7 separate regions of the Homo sapiens genome follow, and regions 1, 3, 4, 5, 6 and 7 are each linked to region 2. A link is a contact called in ENCODE Hi-C or POLR2A ChIA-PET data. All regions are on one chromosome and are shown on one strand. Each heading gives the region's core, a stretch centred on a gene start or an enhancer-like site at or near the end of the contact. The rest is flanking DNA. Distances are from core to core; before and after follow the strand shown.

The links. Hi-C counts contacts between places; a loop is a spot of excess contacts on that map. ChIA-PET counts read pairs that join two places held with the same protein, here RNA polymerase II (POLR2A). Pooled maps may share reads with other maps.
Region 1: a map of naive thymus-derived CD4-positive, alpha-beta T cell shows a loop between it and region 2 (23-fold over the local background). The contact joins the promoter of PSMD9 here to the promoter of PXN-AS1 in region 2. A Hi-C loop is called at or near these places in 2 of 168 maps with a recorded cell type or tissue (CD4-positive, alpha-beta memory T cell and naive thymus-derived CD4-positive, alpha-beta T cell) and 8 of 50 pooled maps. POLR2A ChIA-PET finds 5 or more read pairs at or near these places in 1 of 52 experiments (BJ).
Region 3: a pooled map shows a loop between it and region 2 (6-fold over the local background). The contact joins the promoter of RNF34 here to the promoter of PXN-AS1 in region 2. A Hi-C loop is called at or near these places in 5 of 50 pooled maps. POLR2A ChIA-PET finds 5 or more read pairs at or near these places in 4 of 52 experiments (CD4-positive, alpha-beta T cell, K562, activated CD4-positive, alpha-beta T cell and 1 more).
Region 4: POLR2A ChIA-PET joins it to region 2 with 11 read pairs in activated CD4-positive, alpha-beta T cell. The contact joins the enhancer-like site here to the promoter of PXN-AS1 in region 2. A Hi-C loop is called at or near these places in 2 of 50 pooled maps. POLR2A ChIA-PET finds 5 or more read pairs at or near these places in 3 of 52 experiments (B cell, Caco-2 and activated CD4-positive, alpha-beta T cell).
Region 5: a pooled map of posterior vena cava shows a loop between it and region 2 (5-fold over the local background). The contact joins the enhancer-like site here to the promoter of PXN-AS1 in region 2. A Hi-C loop is called at or near these places in 1 of 50 pooled maps. POLR2A ChIA-PET finds 5 or more read pairs at or near these places in 2 of 52 experiments (GM12878 and activated CD4-positive, alpha-beta T cell).
Region 6: a pooled map shows a loop between it and region 2 (11-fold over the local background). The contact joins the promoter of LINC01089 here to the promoter of PXN-AS1 in region 2. A Hi-C loop is called at or near these places in 1 of 37 single-sample maps with no recorded cell type and 9 of 50 pooled maps. POLR2A ChIA-PET finds 5 or more read pairs at or near these places in 5 of 52 experiments (CD4-positive, alpha-beta T cell, CD8-positive, alpha-beta T cell, HepG2 and 2 more).
Region 7: a loop to region 2 is called in a map of naive thymus-derived CD4-positive, alpha-beta T cell, with 10 times the contacts of the local background. The contact joins the promoter of CAMKK2 here to the promoter of PXN-AS1 in region 2. A Hi-C loop is called at or near these places in 1 of 168 maps with a recorded cell type or tissue (naive thymus-derived CD4-positive, alpha-beta T cell) and 2 of 50 pooled maps. POLR2A ChIA-PET finds 5 or more read pairs at or near these places in 1 of 52 experiments (activated CD8-positive, alpha-beta memory T cell).

The regions. Positions count from the first base shown.
Region 1 is chr12:121,886,891-121,890,187 of GRCh38, forward strand. It overlaps PSMD9 (proteasome 26S subunit, non-ATPase 9), which reads left to right and starts at 1,900. Exons shown (of 6, transcript NM_002813.7): 1 at 1,900-2,104. The coding sequence starts at 1,967. It also overlaps a transcript of HPD not described here. RefSeq lists enhancers at 1,557-2,170, 1,804-2,203, 2,171-2,784.
Region 2 is chr12:120,199,468-120,202,874 of GRCh38, forward strand. PXN-AS1 (PXN antisense RNA 1) reads left to right here and starts at 1,824. Exons shown (of 4, transcript NR_038924.1): 1 at 1,824-1,959. RPLP0 (ribosomal protein lateral stalk subunit P0) reads right to left here and starts at 1,644. Exons shown (of 8, transcript NM_001002.4): 1 at 1,616-1,644; 2 at 1,263-1,364; 3 at 1-18. The coding sequence starts at 1,316. RefSeq lists enhancers at 1-289, 1,330-1,399, 1,800-2,159.
Region 3 is chr12:121,398,350-121,401,944 of GRCh38, forward strand. RNF34 (ring finger protein 34) reads left to right here and starts at 1,769. Exons shown (of 6, transcript NM_025126.4): 1 at 1,769-1,869. The coding sequence starts at 1,864. RefSeq lists enhancers at 1,312-1,391, 1,877-2,408, 2,409-2,940.
Region 4 is chr12:121,528,393-121,532,023 of GRCh38, forward strand. The region is part of intron 8 of KDM2B (lysine demethylase 2B); the gene reads right to left. Among named protein-coding and RNA genes, the nearest start is that of KDM2B-DT, 50 kb to the right of the region's middle. RefSeq lists an enhancer at 1,106-1,607. Within about 2 kb of position 2,344, at least 23 of the 41 ENCODE cell types and tissues checked have a DNase peak (open chromatin) inside an H3K27ac peak, as active enhancers do; they include B cell, where a contact is called at or near this core.
Region 5 is chr12:121,277,315-121,280,815 of GRCh38, forward strand. All of the region lies in intron 1 of CAMKK2 (calcium/calmodulin dependent protein kinase kinase 2), which reads right to left. Among named protein-coding and RNA genes, the nearest start is that of CAMKK2, 18 kb to the right of the region's middle. Within about 2 kb of position 1,845, at least 18 of the 41 ENCODE cell types and tissues checked have a DNase peak (open chromatin) inside an H3K27ac peak, as active enhancers do.
Region 6 is chr12:121,801,696-121,804,861 of GRCh38, forward strand. It overlaps LINC01089 (long intergenic non-protein coding RNA 1089), which reads right to left and starts at 1,251. Exons shown (of 4, transcript NR_152740.1): 1 at 936-1,251; 2 at 12-113. SETD1B (SET domain containing 1B, histone lysine methyltransferase) reads left to right here and starts at 2,314. Exons shown (of 17, transcript NM_001353345.2): 1 at 2,314-2,538; 2 at 3,029-3,166. The coding sequence starts at 3,043. RefSeq lists silencers at 1,859-2,108, 2,379-2,508, 2,549-2,608.
Region 7 is chr12:121,294,828-121,298,125 of GRCh38, forward strand. It overlaps CAMKK2 (calcium/calmodulin dependent protein kinase kinase 2), which reads right to left and starts at 1,882. Exons shown (of 17, transcript NM_001270485.2): 1 at 1,811-1,882. RefSeq lists a silencer at 1,418-2,567.

The DNA of each region.
Region 1 (3,297 bases), core at 650-3,149, 1.7 Mb after region 2:
TTAACTTTATTATTTATTTATTTATTTGAGACAGAGTCTCACTCGGTCACTCAGGCTGGAGTGCAGTGACATGATCTCAGCTCATTGCAACCTCTGCCTCCCCGGTTCAAGCGATTCTCCTGCGTCAGCCTCCCAGGTAGCTGGGATTACAAGTGTGTGGCACTGTGCCTTGGTAACTTTTGTATTTTTAGTAGAGACGGTGTTTCACCATGTTGGCCAGGCTGGTCTTGAACTCCTGACCTCAAGTGATCCACCCACCTCAGCCTCCCAAAGTGCTGGGATTACAGGTGTGAATCACCACACCTGGTCCTCTGCTAATTAATTATTATTTTTTTTTTTTTGTAGAGATGGAGGTCTTGCTATGTTGCCCAGGCTAGTCTCAAACTCCTGGACCTAAGGGATCCTCCTGCCTTGATCTCCCAGCATAATGGGACTACAGGTATGAGCCACTGCACCTGTATTTCTCTCTCTCTCTCTCTCGATAATGTTAGAAATGTTAGTTTATTTTTGAGGGGTGCGGTAGCTCACTCCTGTAATCCCAGCACTTTGAAAGGCCGAGCTGGGCTGGATCACTTGAGGCCAGGGGTTCGAGACCTCAGCCTCCTGAGTACCTGGGATTACAGGTGTGTGCCACCACACCCGGCTAATATTTTATATTTTTGGTAGAGACAGGGTTTCACCATGTTGGCGAGGCTAGTCTCAAACTCCTGACCTCAAATGATCTGCTTGCCACAGCCTCCCAAAGTGCTGGGATTATAGGCATGAGCCACCACACCTGGCCCATTGCATTTAGTTGATGCACATCTTTAGTGTTCTTAAATCTAGGCAATTGCATATCCGCCTCCTTTCTCTGTCCCCCACCCCTTATTCCCCATGTGTATTTCACAACATTGACTTTTTTTGAAGTTTTCAGGCCAGTTGTTTTGAAGTATGTCCCTTCTTTTGGATATGTCTGTTTTCCAATGATTAGATTCAGGGCAAACATGTTTGAATACTACACAGATGACCGCTGAGCCCTTTTCAAGACAAAATATTAGAGGCACATGGTCAGATATCAAAGTTGATTGTTTAGGTAAGCTGGGTTGGAATTTTGGCCTCACATTTTGCTAGTTGGGTAAATTGGTTATTGAGACGGTTTTCTCAGCTGTCAAATTGGGATGTAATAATCTAGCTTCATGAGGTTGTTGAATTAATATATGTAAGGCATTTAGAACAGCGTCTGGCACATTATAAGTATCAATAAATAAACACTGTTACCGTTATTATTATCACTACGATTTTTAGAGGCCTTAACAGGAACATCCAGCACCTTCAACAGTATATGGCTCATAGGAATCATTCCATGAATATTTGTTAGCAGAAGGACAGCTCTATGAGATAGATTGCTATCAATTACTGCCCCATTTTACAGATGAGGAAACTGAGGCCCAGAGAAGCCAAGTAGTGACCTAGGGTCACACAGATTGCCGTTAAGTGGCAAGATACGGGGTGTGTACTCAGGCATATCGGATCTGTAAAGTGAGGGATAAGGAACCTTAATGTATTTTGTAAATCCTCCAGGGCTGTGTGGATGTGAAGAACTGAATTGGAGCGCCACGCAGCGGTTCTCTGGCGTACAGTATCCATCCATACAGTAGGCGCTCAATAAATGTCTGCTGCACGAATGAGAAAATGAGTCAGCTGGGGCGAGATCATCCCCTAGCGTTGGTGTGCAATTGCGTGGGGATCCATTGCTTCCGACGCTACTCCTGCCGGGTCACCACAGGCGCACGTGTTCCGGCAGGGCGCGGCTTCCGGTGACCCAGCTCCGCCCTAAGCCCCATCCCAAGCCCCGCCCCTTGACTGTTCTCGCGTTCGCGGACGGCTGTGGTGTTTTGGCGCATGGGCGGAGCCGTAGTTACGGTCGACTGGGGCGTCGTCCCTAGCCCGGGAGCCGGGTCTCTGGAGTCGCGGCCCGGGGTTCACGATGTCCGACGAGGAAGCGAGGCAGAGCGGAGGCTCCTCGCAGGCCGGCGTCGTGACTGTCAGCGACGTCCAGGAGCTGATGCGGCGCAAGGAGGAGATAGAAGCGCAGATCAAGGCCAACTATGACGTGCTGGAAAGCGTGAGTGTGGGTTCGGGGCGCCCCAAGTCGCCTAACCCGGCCCGGAGTCCCTGGGGTACTGGGATGCCAGGGCGGCCTCAGTTTGGGCGCTCCGCAACGGATCTCCCTGGGAGGCCCAAGGCGCCGCAAGTGCGGCCTCTGTCGGCACAAGAAGGCAGGCAAAGAACTTTAGCAACTGAAGAGTTAGCCATATTGATATCCAGCAAGAGTTTGTGGAGCCCTGCTGTGTGCTAGGCGCTGGTTTAAGTGCTGTGCATTGTTGAGTTAATTTAATCTTTGCAACAACCCTTTGAGGTGGATGCTGTTACTCTTTCCATTTTAGGGAGGGGGAAACAGGTGTTACTTGGTGATTAAACAGCTGTCATGTGCCTCGCTGACTGCCTTATCTTAATTTTGTACTTTTTGTAAAGACAGAGTCTCACTGTGTTGCCCAGGTTGGTATCGAACTCATGGCCTCAAGCGATCCTTCCACCTCGGCCTTTCAAAGTGCTGGGATTACAGGCGTGAGCTACTGCACCCGGCATTTGCTGATTGTATCGTGAATTCTTAAACTTCAGTGTGTATATGAATTACCTGGGGATCTTATTAAAATGCAGATTTTGTTTGAGGCAAGGGAGCAGATTCTGCATTTGTAGCAAACTCCCAGCAATGCTGATGCTAGTGGTCTAAGGACCGAACTTTGAGTTACAAATAAGGCTCATCATCCTTATTGCATAAGGAGGAAACTGAGGCCCAGAGTGGGGCAAACGCCTATCTAAGGTCATGTAGTTCGGAAGTGGCAGTGGTGGGTCTGGCTCAAAAGCTGATGCAGGTTTTCTTATGCCATCTAGTGTAAAATCACAGATCAGTTTGCAGAGGAAGATGCAATTAATTATGCCCAAGTAGGGTGGGATGGAATGCATTTTAGGTGATGTAAGATGAAGTTTCTTTTTTTTTTGTCTGAGACGGAGTCTTGCTTTGTCACCCAGGCTGGAGTGCAGTGGCTCAATCTCGGCTCACTGCAGCCTCTGCCTCCTGGGTTCAAGTGATTCTCCTGCCTCAGCCTCCCGAGTAGTAGGGATTACAGGCGAGCGCCAGTACGCCAGGCTAATTTTTTATTTTAAGTAAAAGCAGGGTTTCACCATGTTGGTCAGGCCGGTGTTGGATTCCTGACCTCAGGTGATCCGCCCACCTTGGCCTCCCCAAGTGCTGGG
Region 2 (3,407 bases), core at 574-3,073:
ATAATCATCCAATAGTTGCTACAAAAAACAAGCCAGAGGAGCCAAGTTTAACAGGAAGAGAGAGGGAAAAAATGCCAGAAGAAACTGAACCCCACAATTTGTTTCCATCCCACTCCCTTTCTTCTAAGCTTTTGAAGTCAGAGGGAGATTGGGAGCTACGTTGTAACACTGCCAAACTGGATGATTGGCTAGCTGGGTATGAACGCTGAAAATTAGGTTTCTACATTCAATCAAGGAGTTTTTTCTTTTTTTACTTAGTTTTTAATTTTTCCCAATTACCAGGCATGCTTCTGATTCACTAAAATGGTTAACAGGATAAAAAAGGAATGTTCCAAGTAAGTTGGTCAAGAGGAGGGCTAGATTCACAGCATTAAAAGCACCACGTTAAGCAAATATAGCAACATTATTATTTGTAAAAACAATCTAGGCGTGTTTATCCGGATTGTTACACAATTCCTTTGGGTTTTGTGTCTGAAAACCTTCTAAGTGTGGGAAAATGTAATACAAGCTATGCTCTACAATGCTGCCTAATTGCTTAAGCGCAGTACAGTCAGCATTTCTGGGCAAGGGAGACCCACCTCAAAGGCCATCCAAAAGTCATTGGACACTTAAGTTTCTTGGCTGACAGGTCCTAAATATGCAACAGCTTGCTTCCTTACAATGAGTCATTCCTGACCTCAGACCTTCTCAAAAATGGAGTAAAACTGTAATGTGCGGCCGGGCGCGGTGGCTCACACCTGTAATCCTAGCACTTAGGGAGGCCGAGGAAGGTGGATCATGAAGTCAAGAGATCGAGACCATCCTGGCCAACATGGTGAATCCCTGTCTCTATTGAAAATACAAAAATTAGCTGGGTGTGGTGTCGCGCCCCTGTAATCCCAGCTACTCGGGAGGCTGAAGCAGGAGAATCGCTTGAACCTGGGAAGCGGAGGTTGCAGTAAGCCAAGATCAAGCCACTGCACTCCAGCCTGGACAACAGAGCGAGACTCCGTTTAAAAAAAAAAAAGTATAAAGCGCGCTCTTTTAGAAGCCAGACAGACCTGGATACGAATGCTGTCATCTTAGGACCCACTTAACTTGCCTGAGCCCGTTTATCTGCAACAGAAGGGACCTATCTCAGGAAATTGTTAACTAAACAGTATTTTCCCAAAAATGGCCTAATTCAGTAGCCGGTGTGAGTAGACCCTCAGCACATAGCAGCTGACTGTCCCTATTTGCGCTGGGGCAACATGAAGAGCAGAGGCGACCCACCCTGCACTTACGATGATCTTAAGGAAGTAGTTGGACTTCCAGGTCGCCCTGTCTTCCCTGGGCATCACGGCGGTGCGTCAGGGATTGCCACGCAGGGTTTAAAGACGATGTCACTGAGGAGAGACAGGGAGCTCAGGCCTGGTCACGCCGACACCCATCCCGCGGTCCCGGGCCTAAGAGGAGCAGGACACGCGCAATCGCCCGCCGGCCCTGCCTAGGGCAGCGGCCGTCATCTCGGGGCGTGCAAGCCGCCACCGAGGCCCCAGGCGGAACAGAATAGGACTCCATGTTCCCAAAGGCCCCCAAAGACCCCTCCATGCTTCCCGCCGGCGACCCCTGGCGCCCATCTAACTAGCACACGAACCTTCCACGAGGACGCCTGGCGAGAGAAGGGCCTCGCGCCCGCGCGTGCCTTTTATAATGCGAACAAAGTAGCCAATCAGAAACCGCGGATAGCGCTCCTGTCTATTGGCTGCGCCATCGCCCGTCAGACAAAGCTGAACGAATACAGGCAACCATTGGATAATATCGCTGCCACTCCAGCCAACGGAAAGCCGCCTTTAAGTAGGGTCGCGAAGGAAGGCGCTGCCTCGCGTTGGAGGAGCTTGCTCTGAGCTGCTGCCACCTGCTGGGCTGGAGCTGGAGCTGGAGCTGCGAATTCGGAGTCCCGGTTCCCTGTGCCACCTGGCGAGCTCAGCAAACTAAAAGGTATGACGTGGAGCTGAGACATAATTGCACATGCTTAGAAACAGAATGGTTTCTCTTTTTTTTTTTTTTTTTGAGACGGAGTGTCGCTCTGTCGCCCAGGCTGGAGCGCAGTGGCGCCATCTCGGCTGACTGCAAGCTCCGCCTCCCGGGTTCACGCCATTCTCCTGCCTCAGCCTCCGGAGTAGCTGGGACTACAGGCGCCCGCCACCGTGCTCGGCTAATTTTTTTTTTGTATTTTTAGTAGAGACGGGGTTTCATCATGTTCTCCAGGATGGTCTCGATCTCCTGACCTCGTGATCTGCCCGCCTCGGCCTCCCAAAGTGCTGGGATTACAGGCGTGACCCGCCGCGCCCGGCCTCAGAATGGTCTCTCGTCTTCTCTAGTTTTTCCGCCTACCAAAACAGAGGGATCCTTTAAAACCTGGCCGGGCGCGGTGGCTCACGCCTATACTCCCAGCACTTCGGGAGGACGAGGCGGGTGGATCACCTGAGGTCAGGAGTTCGAGACTAGCCTGGCCAACATGGCAAAACCCCGTCTCTACTAAAAATACAAAAATTAGCCAGGTGGGGTGGCGCATGCCCGTAATCCCAGCTACTCAGGAGGCCGAGGCAGAAGAATCGCTTGAACCCGGGAGCTGTGAGCTCTGCAGTGAGCTAAGATCACACCATTGCACTCTAGCCTGGGTGACAGAGAGGGACTCCATCTCAAAAAAAAAAAAAAAAAAAAAAAAACCTAAGTCAGCTCATCTCCTTATCTGCTTAAAACTTTCCGTTTCCTACAGAGTAAAAATCTAAAACCTAAAGTACCTACAAGGCCCTTACCTATCTGTCCCTCACGCCCACTCTGATCATCTCAGATGTTTTCCTCCTCACTTACTTGCTTTCTACCCAGATGATGCTCTGCTGCTTTTCCAGAGCAGGCTTTACTTGGGGGCTTTTGCATTAGCCATTCCCTCTTCCTAGAAAACTAGCCAACAAACATCCATAGAATAATTCACCTCCATCAAATCTTTTTTTTTTTTTTTTTTTTTTTTTTTTTTTTTTGAGAAGCAGTCTCACTCCGTTGCCCAGGCTAGAGTGTAGTGGAGCAATCTCAGTTCATTGCAGACTTGACCTCCCAGGCTGAAGTGATCCTCCCACCTCAGCCTCCCAAGTAGCTAGGACTACAGGCACACACCACCACGCCAAGCTAATTTTTTGTACTTTTTGTATAGATGGGGTCTTGCCATGTTGCCTAGGCTGATGTCAAACTTCTGGGCTCAAGCAATCCTCCCACCCTGGCCTCCTAAATTGCTGGGATTACAAGAATGAGACACCTTGCCCAACCCTGAGATCTCTTTTTTTTTTTTTTTTTCACTGAAACCTATGGAATTATGTATTAAATGATCCCCAAAGAATCAGCTATTTCAAAATTAAAAATTATTACAAAGAGCTTCATACATCATGTTA
Region 3 (3,595 bases), core at 519-3,018, 1.2 Mb after region 2:
CGACAGAGCGAGACTCCGTCTCAAAAAAAAAAAAATTTTTTTTTTTAAGAATTGTCAGGCATTTTCATAGCAGCTGCATCATTTTACATTCCCACCATTCATGTATGAAGATTCCAAATTCTCCACATCCTCACCATCTATTTTCTTTCTTTTTAATGTTACCCATCCTTGCAGGCGCACAGCGGTATCCATGGATTTGATGTGCATTTCCTTGATAGTTAATGATGTTGAGCATCTTTCATGTGCTTATTAACTCTGGAGGTAGACCTGCCAGGCCTTTTCTAATGAGGGACAACCATGGCTTTGTACCCCAAGAACATTTTTATTGAGTTGCTTTGTGTCTAGATCATTAGGAGAATTAATTAATACTTTCTCTTCCAATGAAGCTCAGCTGCGTCCTACATCGTGAATGAAAGGCTTTCTGTACATTTTTCCAAAAAAAACCTAGGACTATTATGGATAAGAAGTGACATTATCTGAGCAGCACTTGAAGCAAGAGAAATACATACTCTGATGCATTATTTCAGTCTAAGGAAGTGGCCTGCCACGCACTCTCTCTCTCTCCGTGTGTTTTAATCTAATATAGCACAACTTGTCGAAGCAAATCTATAATGTATATAAATAACAGAACAGTCTTAGGTCCTCATGAAGAGCGAACTGACTTTTTTATGTTTAAAATCTTAAATACTGGTTAAGTTAGAGGTGAGATTAAAAAGTGTAGGAAAATCGGCTGGGCCCGGTGGCTAATCTCAGCACTTTGGAAGGCCGAGGTGGGCGGCTCACCTGAGGCCAGGAGTTCTAGACCAGCCTGGCCAACACAGTGAAAACCAGTCTCTACTAAAAATAGAAAAAATTAGCCGGGTGTGGGGCGGGCGCACGAAGTCCCAGCTACTAGGGAGGCTGAGGCAGGAGAATCCTTTGAACCCGGGAGACGGAGGTTGCAGTGAGCCGAGATCACACTATTGCACTCCAGCCTGGGCAAGAGCAAGACCTTGTCAAAAATAAAAAAAAGGTGTAGGAAAATAAACTGTCATCCAGTACAGCTGAAGAAATCGATACCTTAATTTACAACCTCAGTTTCTCTGTCCAAAGGCAATTCCAAGACTCGAGCAAATTCTTTTATTATGCTACGATTTTGGTTATTTTGAATACAGCTTTTCAAAGAGCCCTTGGGATTTGAGAGCCCTTGGTTTTCTAAGTGTTTTCAATAAGTCTTGTTTTTAAAGGCCGCGTCCTAGCGAGTGCAGCTGCCGCTCCTTACCGGACCCACGAGTGAGGAGCCCCGAGGTCATCACCGAGCATGAACGCGGGAACGTCTGGGAAGGAAATCTGAGGCCCTGCTCTGACGGTCATAACAAAGGCCTTCGAGCCAACCGGCGTGTTCAAATTCACCACGGCCCTTCCCGCGCTCCCCTCCCCGGAAACTTGACCACCTAGCCCAGAAAGCCGCAGCAGCTTCCTCAGGGACGCTATCTCCCATTTCAAACACCCAACCGAGAAAGCAGCGCCGCAGCGCGCCTTCCGCCACGCCCAGGTCCGCAGGTCTTCGCTCGGGGCGGAAAAGAATCCTCCCCGCGCACTCCCAGCCAGGAGGAACGCCAGAGGCCCCGCCCAATCCCTGTCGCTTCATTGGCTCTGGTGACCGGCCTCCCGAAAGTCGGCTTCCTATTGGTCGTCGTGGCCGCCGCTCTGCGCTTTTACCGGGGCACGCGGCGAGCGTGACCACGCCCCTTACGTCCGGACGCTCGGTCGCCTCCCGGGGCGCGGTAATCACCGCCCAGAGGGAAGGAGGTCGGCAGTGTGAGGAGCTGCTATGGTGCTGAGTTTCCTGGTAGAGCCGGCCGAGCTGAGGCGGTCGCGGCCATGAAGGTGAGGGGCCGGTGGAGCCGGACAGACCCTCCTCGCCAATCCTATCCTGCCAGGGCACCTGAAGCGCCTCCTTTCTTTCCGCCTTAGCGGTTACCTAGTCGTCATCTCGGAGAGCTGCGCTGAGGGGGGTCGCTTGCCCGGCTTCAGGTGCCCCAACCGAGCCAGGGCAGGCTGCCGGACCCTCTCGAGCTCCTCCAGTGCCACCCCCGTCAGCGACCCGAGCGGTGGGGAGAAGCCGGGCGTCCCTAGCGTTCGCGCCGGGTGGGCCCCTCTCTGCGCCGGGCCCTGTGCGCCTCCTCGGGGGCCTGAGGCAGAGCCGCCAGGGCTCGCCTGAGCCTCGGTCCCTTGGCGCGCGGCGTGCCCTTTCCCGCCCCGAGTCCTTGAACTAACCCAAGTGTTGGGGACATCGTGGGACCGAGGAGAACAGGAGGGGTGCAGGGGGTGGTGAGGCTAGGGCCAGGCTAACGGGTTAAAGAACTCTCAGGGTGGGGATGCCACCCGGAAGGGGTGCTTCGTAGGCTGCACGTCGGGGCCGCGAACTAGAGAAGGCTGGATGTGCCTCCATCGCCACTAGGTAAACGCAGCAAGGAATTTGGCAGCTTGAGTTCTCCAAGGTGGGAGTGAGAGCGTGGGAGCATTACTGATGAGAAGTTGAAGAAAAGGGGAAAGGGGAGCGGGGTTTCCGGCCTACTTCTGAGAGATGATTCTCAACCCGATCACTGAGAGTTCTGAAGAGCTTTGTGAACAGCAGTCAGTTCAGGGTATTGATTCATTTGCCGAACTCAAACCAAGTGGGATGAGTCATAAGGTGATGATAACTTTCAGACCTAGATGGTTTCGTTAATCTCAGTGCAGAGGTGTGCTGGGGGTGGGTAATCTAGCAGGTGAGCTGCTAGATTAACGCTGTCTCCATAAAGCGTCAAAGATTTACTATAGAAGATTGAAAAAGAGTGTCAGCTGGTCACAGAAATTCAGCACATGTTTTGTTGAACGTTTTCTGTGCGTTAGCCAAGAGGGAGACATGGTGAAGAGAAGTAATTCAAAATACAGTCTCATCCCTTAGGAAGGCAGTTTACCATTCAAAAGAAGAGTTATTTGTAAGTAACCATATTACAAGGCAGAAGGCTATAGGTATCAAAAAAAAAAAAAAAAAAAAGGCAGGGACAAAACACAGGAGCCAGAAAGGATACTTCTGGCTACAGAAAGCAAGGAATATTTTTGGAATAGGTAACTTTGGAACTGTGCCTTGAAGTATGAGGATATTGTAAAAGCTTATTTTTAACTTTCCAGTTTAGTTATAAAATATTATTACAGCTTGAAATATCTATTAAAGTATCTAGAAGTAGCTTTATTTCCTGAAAACCACCCTCTGCTGTGTTAAGATCCAAAAACAAAGCAGGGATCTTTATATATAATGCCTCGAAGAATCAGTATCTTTATTAATATTAAATTTGTGGCCCATTAAGGAACTAGCTATCGAAGGAAAGAATTAGAGACAGGTCCAGTGTTGAAATTTTTAAACAAGTTCTTTGAAAACAGACGTGTGTTTTGAATTGAAGTGGAAGGTACTACTTTCTAAGATGAAATTTTAGAAACAAAGTTTGGTGGCAATTGAAATTATAGAAAAGATACGTATTTTCAGAAGCAAAATATGGACCTGAATAGACATCAGCCTGTGCCAGATGACAGTTATAAATGATGCTTTTGTTTTTGTGAAACTGGATTT
Region 4 (3,631 bases), core at 1,094-3,593, 1.3 Mb after region 2:
CACTAAAAACACAAAAGTTAGCCGGGCCCGGTAGCGTACGCTTGTAATCCCAGCTACTCAGGAGGCTGAGGCATGAGAATTGCTTAAACTTGGGAGGTGGAGGTTGCAGTGAGTCGAGATGGTGCCCAGTGCACTCCAGCCTAGGCAACAGGGTGAGACTCTGTCTCAAAAAAATGAAAAAATAATAAATAAATAAATAAATAAATAAATAAGGTCTTCCTTGGATGCATAGCTGAATTCTATCAGACATTCAAAGATGACTTGGCAAGCCAAGCAGATCACCTGAGGTCAGGAGTTTGAGACCAGCCTGGGCAACATGGTGAAACCCCATCTCTACTAAAAATACAAAAATTAGCCAGGCGTGGCGGCACATGCCTGTAATCCCAGCTACTTGGGAGGCTGAGGCTGGAGAATCGCTTGAACTTGGGAGGCGGAGGTTACAGTGAGCTGAGATCGTGCCACTGCACTCCAGCTTGGGTAACAAGAGTGAAACTCTGTCTCAAAAAAACAAAACAAAACAAAGATGACTTGGTACCAATCCTGTTGACACTATTCCAAAAGAGAGGGAAAGAGAGAATCCTCTCTGAATCATTCTATGAAGCCAGTATCACCCTAATACCCAAACCAGGAAAGGACATAACAAAAAGGAAACTAAAGACCAATATCCCTGATTAACATAGATGCAAAAAACCTCAACAAAATACTAGTAACTAAATCCAACAGCATATCAACAAGATAATCCCTCCATGATCAAGTGGGTTTCATGCCAGGGATGGTTTAACATACACATGTCGATAAATGTGATACACCACGTAAACAGAATTAAAAATTAAAAAATCACACGATCATCTGAATAGACACAGAAAAAGCATTTGACAAAATCCAGCATCCCTTTATGATGAAAGTCTTCCTAAACCATCAGCATCCTATGAGCTTTCAGAGAACTGAAGACTCCATGAACCACGGACTGGGAGGCGTGAGGTCAGTGTGGCAGGAGGAGAGGTGCCTAAGGTCACACTGTGGCAATGAAAACTCAGGTCAGAGGTGGGAAATGCCAGAATTCAATTCTCTGCTTCAATACAGAAAAACTCCCATCCAGGGAGCTGCAAACCCTTTCTGGGTTTCCCAAGACTCTCTCCTCAAAGCCACAAATCAAGTACCACGAATCTCAGATGTGTGTCTGTACGTGGCTCAGAGGGTGTGAATGCTGGAGAGAATCCCCAGGCCTGGGGAGGACCTAAAATACTCATCTAGGGGCTGGGCGCGGTGGCTCATGTCTGTAATCCCAGCATTTTGGGAGGCCGAGGCGGGTGGATCACTTGACCCTAGGAGTTCGAGACCTGCCTGGACAACATGGCAAAACCCCGTTGCTACTAAAAATACAAAAATTAGCCGGGCATGGTGGCGTGTACCTGTAATCTCAGCTACTAGGGAGGCTGAGGCAGGAGAATCGCTTGAACCCGGGAGGCGGAGGTTGCAGTGAGCCAAGATTGCACCACCATGCTCCAGCCTGGCGACAGAGCAAGACTCTGTCTCAAAAAAAAAAAAAAAGAAGAGCAGGCGCAGTGGCTCACGCCTGTAATCCCAGCACTTTGGGAGGCCAAGGTGGGCAGATCATGAGGTCAGGAGATCAAGACCATCCTGGCTAACACAGTGAAAACGTGTCTCTACTAAAAACACAAAAAATTAGCCAGGCATGGTGGCGGGTGCCTGTGGTCCCAGCTATTCGGGAAGCTGAGGCAGGAGAATGGTGTGAACCCGGGAGGCGGAGCTTGCAGTGAGCCGAGATTGCGCCACTGCACTCCAGCCTGGGCAACAGAGCAAGACTCCCTCTCAAAAAAAAAAAAAAAAAAAAAATACTAATCTAGGTCAGTGGACCCCAGTCTCTGGTCCTTTAGTTTTCACTGGTTGGAAACAGAATGAGAAAAACTATCAAAGTTAAAGTACTATCCTTTATTCTGACATTTTATACTTGTAACTTTTTTAGTGTCAGAATAGACCATGGGGTTTGTTGATCTTAACACCCATCTTTAGCAAAATTATAAGTTGGCAACTCTGTATCTGTTCCTAAGTTTTTTTTCACTGGTCCATGAAATCAATGGCTGGGAACCGCTGAACTATGCTGCACCCTCCCTCCCACCCTACCCCACCCCTGTATCTCAGAGGGTGGCAAATTCCAACTGTCCCTTTTCTACTTCCCAAAACTCCAGGGGAAAAAATCCTGGTATCTCAATGCATGACCCTTCAGGCCAGAAGTCTTTGCCAGGACCTAACTGGACTCCTGCTTGCAGCAACTCAAATGCACATTTCCTCTTCCTGCCTTCAATAGACAGCCACGCCCACACCCCTGCTGCCAGGGCTTCTCAAGACCTCCCCCAGCTTGCTTAAGTCACCAACATCAACACCCACACCATCCCACACAGGGGAAAAGTGATGAGCCACCTCCCAGCTCTGCATAAGGCCTGGACAGAGAGACTTAAGGCCTGTTAGGCTCAGAGGATGGGGTTGGGAGGGAACTTGAGGGTCCCAGAGTTCAGCTCCACCCCACCACCATTGTAGAGAGAGCTGAGGTGCAGAGAGAGGAAGAGACCAGCTAACGTCACAGAGTCAGCAGCAAGGCCAAGAGCCTTCCAGTCATCCTTTGAATCCAGGGCCAATCCAGCAACACCTGCAGAGTGGATTGAGCACAGCTTAGAAGGAGGATGCCACCTCCTTCCCGAGTCTCCACTACTCCACATCTGCCAGGGTGTCCCCTATAAACGCTGACCACCAAGTGCAGTTCCCTTCCATCCCAAGCAGGGGTCGGTCCCTTCCCTGAGCCAAGCAGGTCTGAGGACAGACCTGGGGCCATGGTAACAAAGTCATCCCCGCACTAAACCCTGCTACTTCCAAATGCCAAATCTCCCTAATAGGGAAGTCTCCAGTTTCTGCCCAACTTTCTAGAAGCACCCAGGTGTTGGAGGCCCCATCCCCATAGCAGGAACTGCTACTACAACCACCACTAGTGCTTGATGTCCAGACCTAAGACCAGTTTCTAGCCCAACTCTCAGAAACATCTTGGTGGCCTCAAAGGATACTCCTATCCTCTGGTCCAAGCTTCCACCCAGTTGTAGATTGTCTGCAAGCACCTTGAGTCATCCATATCTACTTTCTACTTGTATGCCTCCAGTGACAGGGAGCTCACTACCTAACAGAGCAAGTTATTTCAACACCACTCGGCTATACTCCTTTCAGGAGACAATCCTTCACCTGGCTGACTGCAGTTACCATATGCCTTCACTTCCTCATGTAAAGCAACCCAATTCCTCCTTCAAACACATCTCACCTGATGTGGTTTCCAGACACACCCACACCCCACTTCAGGTTGATTTAACCTCCAAAGTACAATGACCAAGAGGAACAAAACCTCCTTCCTACAGGCTAGGTGCGGTGGCTCACATGTGTAATCCTAGCACTTTGGGAGGCCAAGGAGGGAGAATCCCTTGAGGCCAGGAGTTGGAGACCAGCCGGGACAACATGGCAAAACCCCACCTCTACTAAAAATACAAAAATTAGCTGGGCATGTTGGCGCACGTCTGTAATCCCAGCTACTTGGGAGGCTGAGACTTGGGAGGCTGAGACTTGGGAGGCT
Region 5 (3,501 bases), core at 595-3,094, 1.1 Mb after region 2:
GCAGCCTGGTGGCTCCCCAAAAAGTTAAACGTAGAGTTGCCATATAACCAGCAATTCCTCTCCTAGGTATAGACCCAAAAGAATTGAAGGTAGGGATTCAAACGGATACTTGTACACTAATGTTCATAGCAACATCATTCACAATAGCCAAAAGGTATAACCAAGTGTCCATCAACAGACGAATGAATAAACAAAATGTGGCAGAGCCATACAACAGAATACTATACAGCCACAAAAAAGAAGGAAACTCTGACTCACACTACAACACAGACGAACCGTGAAGACATACGCTAAGTGAAGCAAGCCAGATACTAAAGGACAAGTGTTGTAAGATTTCAGTTACATGAAGTATCTAGAATAGTCAAATTCAGGCCAGATGCAGTGGTTCGCACCTGTAATCCCAACACCTTGGGAGGCCAAGGCAGGCAGATCACTTGAGGTTAGGAGTTCCAGATAAGCCCGGCCAATATGGTGAAACCCCATCTCTACTAAAAATACAAAAATTAGCCAGGCGTGGTGTTGGGCACCTGTCATCCCAGCTACTCAGGAGGCTGAAGCAGGAGAATCACTTGAACCCGGGAGGCACAGGTTGCAGTGAGGCGAGATTGCGCCACTGCACTCCAGCCTGGGTAACAGAGCAAGACTCCATCTAAAATAAATAAATAAATAAAAAGTGTTTTAAAGGAAAGAAAATACCTGTAACCATGATCGGAGTTATGATGATAAGGCCTAGGATGCTACGGGATCAGACGGGGCAGGAGGTCAGGAGAGGGGAGCAGTTGGTCTTATCTCCTATTTCTCTGTCCCCCATTCCCCCTTACTGTATCTCAGAAAGAAATCATCAACTCTGTCCCTGTCTCAGTTTCCCCATCAATGAGAGAATACAACTCAAGTTTGATATTTCTCTATGGCCCTAGCTGCTGCTACTTTACTTCTCCTTCTCATGGTCCTTATGTCCCAGAAGAGGAAACTCAAGATACCCTGAAGTTCAACAGCTTAAGGTCATTGACATCCTGTAAAGTTGGTGCCCATCTGATAGTCATAGGATTAGATGAACCAAGCACTCAGAATCATGCCCTGCAAGTGGTTAAGTACTCAAAAACTATTACTTCAACAAACACCTGTTGGATGCTATGGTTTGACTCTGTGTCCTCTCCCAAATCTCACCTTGAATTGTACTCCCATAATTCCCGTGTGTTGTGGGAGGGACCCAGTGGGAGATAATTGAATCACGGGGGCGGGTTCCCCCATACTGTTCTCATGGTGGTAAGCCTCACGAGATCTGATGGTTTTATCAGGGGGTTCCGCTTTTGCATCTTCCTCATTCTCGCTGCCTGCTGCCGTCCATGTAAGACCGGACTTGCTCCTCCTTGACTTCCGCCATGATTATGGGGCTTCCCCAGCCAAGTGGAACTATAAGTCCAGTTAAACCTTTCTGTTGTAAATTGCCCAGTCTCGGGTATGTCTTTATCAGCAGCGTGAAAACGGACTAATACAGATGCCCATGGCCTGCTCTGGTAGGTAGCCTATGCTCTGGAATGTTCCCACGAGGACCAATGTCCAAGCGAGCTGGCCTGCTCTTAAGTGTGTCCCTCAGCCCTGGCTGTGTGGCCTGCGTCCCCCAGGGCAGGCAGTCAGTCTCTCCCCTATCCTAGAGCTGCCTCTGATAGGGCTGCAAGAGTTCCTGAGAAGAAAATGAGGCTGAGCAGTGCCTGGGAAAGTCAATGGAGATTTGTTTTTTTCTCACCAACAGGAAAACAATTGCTTATCGAACTCTACACCAGGCCAAGGGCACTGAGCCATCCGCCCCCAGCAAGGCTGCTTTTAATCGGCCTCCTTGGCAAGCTGGCATCTGGCCCGGGCCTCCCTCACAGCTCTGACGGAGTCTCGGCCTCTGCGGTCTGTTGGAGGATGGAGAGGAGAGACAGCTCAGACCCCGGGCAGGGACGTCGGCGCTGGCAGGGCAAGCGTGAAACCCCAGAGCTCAGCAGAGAGGAGCCCCAGGGACGCAGGCCCTGACAGGAAGAGATGCATCCAGGGGCTTCTGGCCTCACAGACACCTAGAGTCTAGGCCAGTGTCCTGAACGGTTTGGGGGTCACAGACCCTACAAAGATCTGATGAAAGCTACCAACACTCTGTGCAGAAGAAATCATGCAAAAAGACAATAGTTTAGCCTGGAAACAGCAACGGCTAACATTCAACTGAGCTCTCATCAGGCACCCAGCACGGAGATAACCGCCTGGCCATGTAACCCTCACAGGACCAGGCCCTCTGCCAGGGAAGGACAGTGAAGCATTCGATTCCAGAGGGCGGAGCGTGAGAGGAGGACTTTTTTGCAAAGTTGCTTGGATTTGACAAAATGTCAGCCCTGGCCCTGCATCCTTCCCCATGAAATCCAGGCAGAGGCCATCCCCCAAGGCCTTGCCTCTACCCTGTTCCCTCTCACAGGGCAGCTCATCACGAGCCACCAGAGCCTTCCTGGAGCAGATGGACCCGGGACCCGGGCCAGGATGAGGGAAACGCTCCTTCCTCTGCCAGGAAGCTGAGTGGCGCAGGCCTCCAGGAAACACCTTCTCATTTCCTAGGGGCTGTTTCCAACCTGCATCCGCTACCTCCCGCGCAGCAAGCTGCCAGTGGGTGCCAAAGAGGTGCTCCCGAGCCCGGACACACCTGTGCAGGCTCCCCCGAGGTTGCCTCATCCTGGGCACAACAAAAAGGCCCAAAACAGCTCCGAGGATCCTGCCAAGGCCACGGACGATGTCCTGCCCGGGACATCAATGTCCTCCTTGGGAAAATGGGCTCAGCCAGCCAAAGTCAGGGACCCCAAACGGAGGGACCGGCTAAAGCCATGGCAGAAGAACATGGATTGTGAAGATTTTATGGACATTTATTAGTTCCCCAAATTAATACTTTTGTAATTTCTTATGCCTGTCTTTACTGCAATCTCTAAACATAAATTGTAAAGATTTCATGGACACTTATCACTTCCCCAGTCAATACCCTCGTGATTTCTTATGCCTGTCTTATTTAATCTCTTAATCCTGTCAGTTGAGGAGGATGTATATCGTCTCAGGACCCTGTGATAATTGCATTAACTGCACAAATTGTACAGCATGTGTGTTTGTGCAATATGAAATCTGAGCACCTTGAAAAAAGAACAGGATAACAGCAATCGTTCAGGGAATAAGAGAGATAACCTTAAACTCTGATCGCCGGTGAGCCGGGCAGAACAGAGCCATATTTCTCTTCTTTCAAAAGCAAATGGGAGAAATATCGCTGAATTCTTTTTCTCAGCATGGAACGTCCCTGAGAAAGAGAATGCGTACCTAGGGGTAGGTCTCTGAACTGGCACCCCCCGGGGCGTACCTGTCTCTTATGGTCGAGATTGCAGAGGTGAGATAGACTCCAGTCTCCCATAGCGCTCCCATCTCCCATAGCGCTCCCAGGCTTATTAGGAAGGGGAAATTCCCACCTGATAAATTTTGGTCAGACCGGTTGAT
Region 6 (3,166 bases), core at 1-2,500, 1.6 Mb after region 2:
GTTCTTATTACCTTTTTGTAAGTTACACCCTCACGTTCTGCTCCTTCCACTTCTGCAAACTTTCCAGGGTTGGGTAGGCAAAAAGGCGGCTTCGCTGAGGACTGTTTACTGCTCTGGATATAGCAATGGTGTGATCGTCATTAAGAGACAAAAGGCGAAAATACAGTCAAATCAAACAAAAGGCACAAGACGCACCAGCCGCCCAACCACCATAGAAAATACCCCCCACTTAACGTTGGTGTTTGCTGGAACCAGCTAGGACTTGTTTTCCAGTTTTAATCTAGTTTCCTGTGACGGCTTTAGTCTCTCTACACAAAGAAAAGGTCTTCCTTTCCCTCACCCACCAGCTCCCCCCAACCCCCAACACCAAAGACGAGAAAAACAGGGCTGTTTTTCTTCAAATAGATCGATTTTCAAAGAAAGTGTACAAGCTACGGGGAAGAAAGCTGACTAGCATTTAGTGCTGTAAACATTTTCAAAAGCATAAAGCTAGAACCTTAGCTTTATAAAGCAAGATCGTCTCAAGCATCTTAACTGGCTTATATTAGACAAGAGAGACAAAGACATACATGCAGATGAAGGTTCGGAAAATTAAGGACATCTCAGCAACATTAACATCAAAACTGTACTGCGTCAGGACAGAATGGATTGGGTACTTACAATGTAAAAGGTTTTTTAAAAACTAAAAGAGTAACAACTGCTCACAATTTTTTGTTGCTGCCATTTCGCTAGTCCTAAAGCTATATACATTTAAAACATTACCTTGTTAAAAAGAGAGAAGGAGTTAATAAGATGGCCAGGTTTAAGTGTTTAATAGAGGAAACTAGATATATTTAAAAATTTATTGTTCAGTCAAGAGAATACAGATTAAGACAGCTCCAAGCTCCCCCCACCCACCCATAGAACAAAAAGAGGAAAAAAAATATGTCATTTACTTAGGTTTTTTTGGAATTCAAAACTGTTAACTGCTGACATGAATGGTGTGCTATGACCTAGTTATACAAGACAAAGATGGATTCCAAGTCATAAGGAAAAATCCAGATCTTTTTAAAAAGTCTTCTCCAGTCTTCCAACTGTGAGTCCTTGGGCCTGTTGACAAATGTTAAACACACTGAGACGTCCTGAACTGGATGGTAGAGTCAAAGGAAAAACATTCCCCATTTGCAACAAAGGAAAAACCCACTTGGCCATTTAATTCCATTGCAGAAAAATGGCTTCCCTCATCTGTTGGCCTCTCCTTCGTGTCTGATGAAGGATGTTTTGAGATCAGCGTCTAATAACTCAAGCCCTATAGAAGCCGCGCGCTGATTGGCTGCCGCGCCCTGCCGCCCTGCTCCAGCCAATTACCTACCCACGGCCAAATTACAAACCCCGAAAAGAGCCCCAATATGAGCTACACCAGCTCCGAGCCCCGGCGAGGCGGCTCCTGCGCCTCGGCCGCCAGAGAGGAGCGGCAGAGGGGGCTGCAAACGCGTCCTCGCGAAGCCCGGGAGCCTCGGAGTTGAACTCACAAAATGGAAGCCGCGCGCTGATTGGCCGCCGCCACTCCCGGACCTTTAATAAAGAAAGGGGAAGGAAAAGATAAATGCAAAAAAGGGGGACTCTCTCCTCCGCGGGTGGCTGGAGGAAGGGGGGGAAGCATGTGTTCAGGACAATTACAGGGCGCTCCCCTCCAAAAATAAAAACAGAAGAAGGCGTCTATCGCCCAGGTCCAGGCGAGGGCTGCATCCTCCCAGGAATGCGAATGCTAACGTGGTGAACCCTGGTCTCCCTTCCCCAGCTCAGCTCCGGGGAGGGGGTCGCGGGCCGCAGGAGGAAGCCGGAGCGCAGATACCTCGATTGCAACTCCTCTGAGTCGACGCCGGCCTCCCCCCGCGGCTCCCAGCGTCCACACACACCCTCGGCCCCCCAGACCCCAGCCATCTCCCCGGGCCCCGCGCGCCCGCCTCCGGCCCGGGCAGTTTGGAAACAGTTTTGCAGGCCCGGGACGCACGCCGCGGCGGTCGCGGCTCTGAGGGTAGTCCCGGCCGCGGGAGGTAGAGCCCGGGGAGACCCCCTCCCCCGCCAGCCAAGACCCCCACCCCAGTCCCAGAAAAATAAATAAATTAAAAGGCCTTCCCCCGGGGAGGGGGAGGCAGTGTGGGAGCGCGCGAGTGAGGGGTGGGGGGCCGCTGGGGCCCGGGGCTTTGGCGGCGCAGCTGCCGCCGCCGGGAGAGTGCCTGGGGAAGCGGCGAGGAAGGAGAGGGGAGGAGGAAGAGGAGGAGGAGGAGGAAGAGGAGGAGGGTGAGCGCTCGGGTCGGGCTCCTTAGCGGTGTATTGTGGGATGTGCGGCTACTGGGAGCCGAGCCTCCGCCGCCAGCCGCCTCCCGGGCAGCAGCAGCAGCAGCGGCGGCGGCAGCGGCAGCAGCTCCGGGCCCGGCAGCCGCGGCGGCGGCGCCCCCCCTTCCTGGCCCCCGGTCCGGCCGCCCCGGCCTCGGCTCCCTCGGGGGACACCATGTACTGGCTGGCGGCGCAGGGAGGCCGGCGCCCGGCGGGGATGTAAGCGCGGCTCGGGGAGGGAGAGGCCGCGGCCGGCAGCCGGGCGGCCCAAGCCCCCGGCCCCGGCCCTGGCCCGAGCGGGCGAGCGGGCGGGCGGGCGGCGGCGCCGCCAGGCCCTGCCGCCAGCCTCGCGCCAGAGCCGGGCCGAGCTAGCGGGTGAGCGCCACGCCGGGCGGCCGGGCGGGCACCATGGGCCGGAGTCCGCGTCCTCCGGGCGCCCCGGGCCCCGCCAGCCCGCCCAGGGGACCCCCGGGAGCCCCTCGCTGCCGCCCCGAGACGGTGGCCGAGCGGGCGGGCGCGTAATTCTCCCGGAAGGGTTATTCTCTCGCTCCATTCTTGTTTTGGGGGGAGCCAGCGAGACAGCTCCTTTCGGGGCGCGCTGGCAAGGTGGGAGGGGGTGGGGGCCTGCCGATTGGATTCTTTCGCGTGTGTGTAGAAGCGGCCGCCGCCGCCGCCGCGGCGGAGACGACAACAACTTGCTGGTTTTCAGGTTGGGTTAACGGCATGGAGAACAGTCACCCCCCCCACCACCACCACCAGCAGCCCCCGCCGCAGCCCGGCCCTTCGGGCGAGAGGAGGAACCACCATTGGAGAAGTTACAAGTTGATGATTGACCCGGCTCTGAAAA
Region 7 (3,298 bases), core at 632-3,131, 1.1 Mb after region 2:
TGGCAGGCAGCAAGAACTCAATAGATGTTAGTTTTTAATACTGTTATTATTATTATTGTCCAGGGCCAGGTGGCAGCTCATGCCTGTAATCCTAGCACTTGGGAGACTGACGTAGGCGGATCACTTGAGGTAAGGAGTTCAAGACCAGCCTGACCAACATGGTGAAACCCCTTCTCTACTAAAAATACAGAAATTAGCCAGGCATGGTGGTGGGCGCCTGTAATCCCAGCTACTGGAGAGGCTGAGGCATGAGAATCGCTTGAACCCGGGAGGCGGAGGTTGCAGTGAGCCAAGATTGTGCCACTGCACTCCACCCTGGGCAACAGAGACTCCGTCTCAAAATAAATAAATAAGTATTCTTATTATTATCCAAGTTAGGGGCTCATCAAATGATGGCTATTACTCTTCATTACAAAAATATGTTTTGCGTCCTCATCACCAATGCCTGCTTCCTCCATAGGAAGGGTGTGTGTCACCAATGCCTGCTTCCTCCATAGGAAGGGTGTATGAGCAGCAGTCTGGAAGGGGTATGTGGGGCTTGCCCTAAAGCTGCATTTGCATGGCATGCACACTATTTATTCTGAAACTGCATGTTTTTGTGGGGTGATTAGGGAAGAGGGTGGCTAACTCCCCCAAAGCCCTCCCCTTGTTGCAGCCCCCGCCTCCTCCAAGGAACAAAGGAGCTTATGGGGACATAAAGCCATCCTCTTCTCTCTCCTCTGGGGGCAGAGCTAGGGGAGGGGGAGTGGTAAATGGCAGCACAGCTCTAGGGCACCTGAAGTTTCTATCCCCTGCGTGGAGACTCCAAACACCAGGCTGGGGAAGGTAAAAGTAGCCTGTAGGGAGATGGACGCTGCAGGTCCCATCCGGAGGCCAGGTATCCCTCTCTTGCTGATAGCACTGAGACGCCCTCCCCAAAGCTCAGCCTTCTCGGGGAGATCGGAGGGGCTGAGCTGCATCCTGTCCAGCACTAAGTGAGAGTGGCCAGGAGGGCAGGCTGGCAGAGCTGTGAAAGCACCCACTTCCCCAGCTAGGCAGTGCAGGGGCTGGGGGAAAGCCAGGAAAAGCTCAAGGCTGGGTCGGGTGGCACCCCAGGCACAGAGCCCCAATGCTGAGAGGGGCTGGGTCCAGTGTCCCTGAGAGTCAGGCGGACGCCTCTCCGCATTCACAGCATACTGCAACCCCGAGGTGAATTTAGGTCAGAAGGACCAAGCCTGTGAGGCTCCGGCTGAGAGAAGAGGTGCGGTGGGGGTGGTCAAAGGGCAGACCGAAGACAGCCAAAGGTCCCCTAGGTCCCCACAACTGCTGGCCTAGGGTCCTGCCACCTGGTGTCCAAGCCACCAGGGCCTGGGTTTGCCCCGAGACAGGCAGGCTGCGGGGTGGGGGTGCTCCAAGTCCGCTGGTCCTCTCTTCCCCGGAACGCTCCAGATTTCCCCACCTGTCAAACGCGAGGGGCTGGGCCTAGGCCGCCTCCACGAACCCTGACGGACCCGGCCCCCGGTGACCCCGGTTCCAAACTCCAGGACCGCCCCTGCCACCCGGACAGGGCGCGGCCCAGCCGAGGAGGCCATCCCGAGGCCCAGGGCGCCCAGAGGACGCGGGGGAAGGGCTGTCGGGGACCGTGTCCCTCCACGTGGCGGGGCGTGGGGAGGCGCACGTGGGGTCCCTCCGTGTTGGGAGCCCCAGGCCAGCCTCCGGGCTTTGTGTGCCATGCCGGCGGCGGTCCCCCGCCTCGAGAGGGAAACGGAGCGGGCGCCCGGGGCCGCGGCGGCTGCGTCCCTTGCCCCGGGCCCGGCTACCGCCAGCTCACCTGGGCTCCGCGCCGCCGCCGCCTCCCGCGCTCTGCGCCCCCAGCTCGGCTCGGCTCGGCTCAGCTTGCTCTGCGCGGCCGCGCGCTCCTCTCCTCCGCCCGGGCGGCGGGCGCGCGGGGGGCGGGGGCGGGAGGAGCCGCCCGGCTCGGCTTGGGCGCGTCGCCGCCCCGGGCAGCGCGGGGATTGGCCACGGCGGCGGGAAACCCGAAAGCGGAACCGCCCGCGCCCGCCGCGCACCGCCCCCTGCGCGCCCCCGCCGGCTCGGCCCTGCGCCGGGGAGGGGTGGGGAGGCGGGAGCCTGCAAAGACGAAAGTAGCGAAGAGGCGAAGGGCAAGGAGCAGAAAGGGAGGAGGCGAAGAACGGGGGAAGAGAGGCCCGGCCGGGAGGATCGGAGGCGGCTGGGAGGAGAGCCTGGAGGGGCGCGGAGCGCAGGAGGTGGCGCCGCAACTTTGTACCCGCTCGCCCGCGGCGCGCACCTGCCCAGGTTCTTCCCGCGGCGCCCTCGGGCGGGCCGCGCCGGCAGCGCTTGCTTTGTTTAGCCAAATGCCGGGGCTGCAGGGCGCCTCCGGGCTGACCCTGGGAAAGTTCCCCCAAGCCGGCAAGAACACCCGGGGCCCCTCCTGTGGCGACCCGGCTGCTGCCCCTGCGCTAGGCGCCGGGCGGTGGATGCGGCCTGGACTTTGGGCCACCACCGACTCGGGGGAGCCCCCTTCCGCAGCTGCCTGCCGACTGACCACTTGCTCAGGGCCGGCCCTAAAGGCTGGGGGAAGGCGTTCCTCTCCCATCCCCAGCCCACCTGGATGCACCATTGAAGTTCATTCTGGCTTTTCCAGATGGCTACTTAGATGCTTTTTGTGAAATACAGCATATTCTTCCCATTCTCCCCTTTTTGGCACTTACTTTGCTGGAGCCTTAAGTGTGCGTTGGATCCCCCAGCTGGATAACAGCACTGTGCGGGGAAGAGGAGAAACGAAGACCTGGAGGGCTCCCTGAACCGTCCTACGGGGTCGAGCGACCCAGGGGATGTCTCACTGACCCTGCCAAACAGCCAAAAGGGAATCGAGTTGACAGGAGAGTCAACCTCCAAGTTAATAAAAGGTTCAAAGCCCTCTAGTTAACTGGGTGGATTTCCAGCCCGTTCCGATGTGCTTCTCTTGTATTTCTAGGCCGTAGGGACACTCACATGCAACGAGCCAATGAGAGCTCCACCCCGACTCCCTTTTTTTTTTTTTTTTTTTTCTTTTCTGAAACGGAGTCTCGCTCTGTCGCCCACGCTGGAGTGCAGTGACGCGATCTCGGATCACTGCAACCTCTGCCTCCCAGGTTCAAGCAGTTCTCTGCCTCAGTCTCCCGAGTAGCTGGGATTACAGGCGCCGGCCACCATACTTGGCTAATTTTTGTATTTTTCGTAGAGATGGGGTTTCACCATGTTGTCCAGGCTAATCTTGAATTCCTGACCTCGTGATCCACCCGCCTTGGCCTCCGAA